Regions from separate parts of the Homo sapiens genome. Here region 2 is linked to region 1. Evidence: read pairs that join two places in POLR2A ChIA-PET (ENCODE). Cell type or tissue: PC-3. All regions are shown on one strand. Each heading gives the region's core, and the rest is flanking DNA. Links, peaks and the distances in the headings are about the cores only.

Region 1 (2,918 bases), core at 252-2,751:
CATGTGAGGCAGCTGAGGAAGAAACAATCTATACATCGTTTCTCAATCTATACTTCCTTTGGCATTTATACCACGCATAAATATACTGAAACATGATTTTTTTTTAAAAAAGTGTGGGGGGCAGGAGGGAGGGGAAGAAATAGTAAGCATCAATATACACAGAGCACTGAGCCAGATGCTGGGGAGGTTACCAAACGAATTATAGGCTCTGCCCTGGAATAGAAGGTAACGTTATACAAAGAAGCAAACTCACAAGTTAATAAGATCAGGACAAAAAGTGTTAAAATGGAGATAAGTGAGGCTAGTCTGCGCTACCAGGGGAAGTCACTGTGGCCTGAGTGTTTAAGCTTTTGGAGGAAGAGAGACAGACCTCAACAACTCGGGGTGCCCCCTACATACTCACAAAGCTTTGCCTGCCCCTGGGTGTGTGTCTGCTCTCAGTGAAGAATACCAGTATCCACTGTTCCTTGTGGGTCATTATTTTCTGCTTGATAAGAAATTGTTTACTTTGGCAAAACATGCCTATATGCTTAACATGCCTGTCTTACCTCTTTTGTGGTAAATGAACCAAATTGCATTCTCGTATTTTCTGTTTGACAGTGACAGCTGTGCAGATTCAATTCAGGCCCCTTGGACTAAGAACACTTGTGATTTTCATTTATCTACGATATATCATTCTTAGAGAAGATCAGCCTTACCCATATTACTTCCTTTTTCAGACAAATGGACACCTACCAGGGAACGGAGATGTGTATCAAGAAAGGCTGGCACGTTTAGAAAATGATAAAGAATCCCTCGTTCTTCAGGCAAGTGATTTTTAAATACTGTTCTTTCCTTGCAGCATACTTACAAAGCCTTTTAAATTGGGGTGGCAAATTCAGATTGCTTGCAGCAATCAGACTGCTAATAGAAATAAGCCTGATAAGCCATCTGTACACAATAGGGAGTGGTGAGGATTGGGGCAGAATGATGGTGTTTACACCCAGTTTAAAAGGAGCTACCATTAATCATCCTCAGCTCTTGCAGGACCAGTCTGAATACGGGCACAATGTTGTCTGATCTGTTCTTTTTTTTTTTTTTTTTTGGAGGCGGGGTCTTGTTACATTGCCCAGGCTAGTCTTGAACTCCTAGGCTCAAGCAACCCTCCTACCTCAGCCTCCCAAGTAGCTGGGATTACAGGTGTGCAGCACCATGCTTCACTGGATCTGATTTTTAAGTATATTTTAATATATAGCAGAAATTCAGATATATGAATATAGCATAACATCTGAATATATGTAAGTTTATATTTCTGAATCTGAAATCAGAATATATATATTTAATTTTTCAATTTTAAAAATGTTACCCTGTGTGAGACAAAACAAAACAGTGACTAGAACCCTCCTTGTGGGCTAAATTTGAGTTTGCTTCTTCATAATGTTTTAAATGCTTCACAAACATTTTTCTTTGGTATATTGAGCAAAATGAATTGAAGTATATTTACTGAGTGATGATTATTGAGGAAAAACTCAAAGATCTGCTGTAAGCACTAGAGTTGAAGGACTAGCCCAACAGCTCCTCAGGCACCTTTGGGTATATTGAGTTGCCCCCCCTGACTTTGAACACATCTATGATCTGTGTCATCTTCAAAGAGCTCATGGAATTTGAATTCCCTGGGTTTTGTTTTTGTTTTTGTTTTGGACGGAGTCTCGCTCTGTTGCCGAGACGGGAGTGCAGTGGCACAATCTTGGCTCACTGCAACCTCCACCTCCCGGATCCAAGCGATTCTCCTGCCTCAGCCTCCTGAGTAACTGGGATTACAGGCACATGCCCCCACAGCCAGCTAATTTTGTATTTTTAGTAGAGATGGGGTTTCACCGTGTTGGCCAGGCTGGTCTTGAACTCCTGACTTCAAGTGATCTGCCCGCCTCAGCCTCCCAAAGTGCTGGGATTACAGGCGTGAGCCACCGTGCATGCTACCTCTCCCCCCTACCCCTGGCCAGGTTCTTTTTCTTATTCTCCTTGAAGTATCAAATTTTTGATAATTTCTATTTCAAACATTAACTTTGTTTCCTCTCTTATACTATCTCCACGCTGCCCCCTAAAAAGATAACTTCTGTACATGCTGTCTTTCATAAATGGTTGAAGTAGCTTTAACCAAAAAGTATTGTACATTCCTAATCTACACGAATTTTCTCCAAATTGTATAGGCCTCCTTAAATCAAATAGCAACATATAAATAGGAATGTGAGGGACCACTGTCTTCTTGGTACTTCTCAGATTTTTTTTTCTTTATAACCGTATGAATGGTAGGATCATTCCTTTTTTTGTTCCATTTAGAGAAATAACGTATGCAGTGGGACCCAAATTCTTTTTCACTCATTGCATTATTTTGCTCTAAATACAGGTAAGTGTGTTAACAGACCAGGTGGAGGCTCAGGGAGAGAAGATTCGAGATTTGGAGTTTTGTCTTGAAGAGCACAGAGAGAAGGTGAATGCCACAGAAGAAATGCTGCAGCAGGTATGTGCAGAGGCCAGAACCAAGATGGGATTTCCCTGCTGAACTATGTGAGATGCTGCATTTCTATGTTGTGTTTGCTCTGATGCAGCAGTAAGTTTCTTGATTCATTTAGACCAGCACATTAAAAAAAAAAAATTGAGAGTAGTAGAGTCTCAAAACACATGCACACAATATAAAGTGTTTATGTAATTAGAATCTGGAACAAAATGTCAATAGGATTGTGGCTTATTTTAATTTTCTTTTTTTGCATTCAGATGGTTTCCTCTCACCCATAGCATGTGTTTTATAATTAAGAAAAAATATAATAGTAAAAAATCTAATAATCCAGTTTAAAAATGGGTAAAATATTTGAATAGACATTTCTCAAAAGAAGACATACAAATGGCAAACAGACATATGAAAAGGTGCTCAACATCAT
Region 2 (2,918 bases), core at 155-2,654, 310 kb before region 1:
CTCCCTCTAGATGGGTCTGGAGAATCTTAACCAATCAAGCTTGAAGGCTGAGCGCAGATGTCACTTTTTTTGTATGTGTGGAGGAGGAGAACTGGTGTGGGAAAATCAATATAAGCTTTGGAACTAGGCCACTGGGCTTGTGATTTCTGGTTTCATTACTTGTCAGCTTTGTAAACTTGGTCAAATTTTAAAACTTCTCTGAGCCCCAATTTCCTTATCTGTAGAATAGGGGTAAAAATACCTAACTTGGAAGGTTGTTTTGGGAATTAAATGAGATAATGATTACAAACTGTTTAATGAACTCTGACCTTCAACAAATGATTTTCCCCTTTTCCTCATGCAACCTTCCCAGAATCTCCTCGTCACCCAAATTGAAATTATTCTCCCCTCCTATTTTCACACTGTAGTTTTTTTGTGTGCCTATGATAACACTTGTGCCTGTCTGCCACAAGTTATTTGGTTTCTTAGCTCCACCCTTAAGTTGCACATTGCCAGGAGGCCAGAATTGGTTCTTACTCAGCTTTATAATCTCCAATTTCTTGCACCTATTAAGTGCTTAATAAAGGCTTGCAGATTTTGAATGAAGAATAGTTTGCTTAAGGTGTGGAAAGGGTTAGTTCATTCTTAAAGGACCCATTAAATACGCACTATTTACTAGGCAAACAGAGAAGCAGAAGTGGATAAAGCAGGAGAAGGGGTTAAAGAGCTTACAAAATCTATTAGGCTGGGTGAGAAATGCAGCCAAAATATTTGTAATATAAGGTAGGCACATGGTACAATATATGGGCTAACTGTTAGGAGTTAGTCTCCTCCCCCACAGTTGGGAGAAATTATATCTAGTTCATGAAAGAGGGACCACAGAAGGCTTTCAGAGAAGGGGTTAATTTTAGTATCGATGGAAAGACAACTCTTGGAGAGGCAGCCAAAAAAAAAAAAGGTTTGGGAGGGGGTCTTCCAGGGAACAGAGTAGGCATGGAAATGGAAAATCACCAGTGACATGCACAGAAGAATTGATGTTAGTATCCTTTGGCTTTGGATAGGAAAACTGAAAAGGAAAGAACTGGCCTACTGAAAAGTTTCATCATTTTCTATTGGGCTTCCCCTCCAAGGTCTGTGATGAGGCATGGACAGTGAACACAGGCAGCCTGTCTTACACATAGGTGAGTTTCCTGCTCTACAAAAGGAAAGATACATGCATCTTCTTTTTGGTTCCTGGCAGGCAACAGAACTTTTAAGTCACCTTGAAAGGCAAATTATGGCATATTTCTGATCAGTAAGAAAGCCGGAAAGCTCACTGATTCCTGGTTCCTGCCAGATGGTTGTCTCTTAGGTCTTAGTCTTCACTCCAAGTTATCTGGGCCCCTTCTCTCTTTCATCTTTTCTTTCCTGAAAAGGGAACTACTACTATCTTTTTTTTAACTTTTATTTTAAGTTCAAGGGTATATGTGCAGGTTTGTTATATGGGTAAACTCGTGTCACAGGGGTTTGTTGTACAGGTTATTTCATCATCCAAGTATTAAGCCTAGTACCCATTAGTTATTTTTTCTGATCCTCTCCCCTCTCCAACCTTCCACCTTCCAATAGGCCTCAGTGTGTGTTGGTTCCCTCTGTATGTCCATGTGTTCTCATCATTTAGCTCCCACTTATAAGTGAGAACATGTGGTATTTGGTTTTCTGGTCCTGTGTTAGTTTGCTAAGGATAATGGCCTCCAGTTCCATTGATGTTCCTGCAGAGGACATGATCTCATTCTTTTTATGGCTACATAATATTCCATGGTGTATATTTACCACATTTTCTTTTTCTAGTCTACCATTTATGGGAACCTAGGTTGATTCCATGTCTTTGCTGTTGTGAATAGTGCTGCAATGAAATATGCATGCATCTTTATAATAGAACAATTTATATTCCTTTGGATATATACACAGTAATCGGATTGCTGAATTGAATAGTAGTTCTGTTTTTGGCTCTTTGAGGAATTGCCACACTGCTTTCCACAATGGTTGAACTAATTTACACTCCCACCAACAGTGTATTAGCATTCCCTTTTCTTTGCAGTCTCACCAGTATCTTACTTTTTGACCTTTTTTTTTTTTTTGAGACGGAGTCTCGCTCTGTCACCCAGGCTGGAGTGCAGTGGTGCGATCTCTGCTCACTGCAAGCTCCGCCTCCCGGGTTCATGCCATTCTCCTGCCTCAGCCTCCCCAGCAGCTGGAACTACAGGTGCACGCCGCCATAATAGCCATTCTGACTGGTATGAGGTGGTAATCTGATTGTGGTTTTGATTTGCACTTCTCTAATAATCAGTGATGTTGAGCTTTTTTTTTAATATGCTTGTTGGCCACATGTATGTCTTTTGAAAAGTGTCTCTTCATGTCCTTTGCCCACGTTTTAATGGAGTTGTTTGTTTTTTCCTTGTAAATTTAAGTTTCTGATAGATGCTGGATATTAGATCTTTGTCAGATGCATAATTTGCAAAAAGTTTTCTGCCATTCTGTTGTAGGTTGTCTGTTCACTCTGTTGATAGTTTCCTTTGCTGTGTAGAAGCTCTTTGGTTTAATTAGATCCCATTTGTCAATTTTTCCTTTTGGCACAATTGCTTTTGGTGTCTTGCATAATGAAATCTTTGCCTGTTCCTATGTCCAGAATGGTATTTCCTAGGCTGTCTTTTGGGTTTTTATGGTTTTGGATTTTACATTTAAGTCTTTAATCCATCTTGAGTTGGCTTTTGTATATGGCATAAGGAAGGGGTTCAGTTTCAGTCTTTTGCATATTGCTAGCCAGTTATCCCAGCACCATTTATTGAATAGGGAGGGAGTCCTTTCCTGGTTGCTTGTTTTTGTCAGCTTTGTCGAAGATCACATGGTTGTAGGTGTGTGGCCTTGTTTCTGAGCTCTCTATTCTGTTCCAATAGTCTATA

What was found. ChIA-PET counts read pairs that join two places held together with the same protein. Peaks named below come from ENCODE experiments on the same cell type or tissue, not always from the same donor. Only the 100,000 strongest peaks of a DNase experiment are listed, where the experiment ranks them.
Region 2: POLR2A ChIA-PET joins it to region 1 with 12 read pairs; 4 of 35 experiments call an interaction of 5 or more read pairs at or near these places.

What each region holds. Positions count from the first base shown.
Region 1 is chr12:27,645,343-27,648,260 of GRCh38, forward strand. PPFIBP1 (PPFIB scaffold protein 1) reads left to right here. Exons shown (of 30, transcript NM_003622.4): 5 at 720-806; 6 at 2,387-2,500. Among named protein-coding and RNA genes, the nearest start is that of REP15, 50 kb to the right of the region's middle. In PC-3, for the core only: no CTCF peak of the experiment used is centred there; no DNase peak of the experiment used is centred there.
Region 2 is chr12:27,337,547-27,340,464 of GRCh38, forward strand. All of the region lies in intron 1 of BMAL2 (basic helix-loop-helix ARNT like 2), which reads left to right. Among named protein-coding and RNA genes, the nearest start is that of BMAL2, 6.2 kb to the left of the region's middle. In PC-3, for the core only: no CTCF peak of the experiment used is centred there; no DNase peak of the experiment used is centred there; H3K4me3 peaks cover 416 bases; H3K27ac peaks cover 1,317 bases.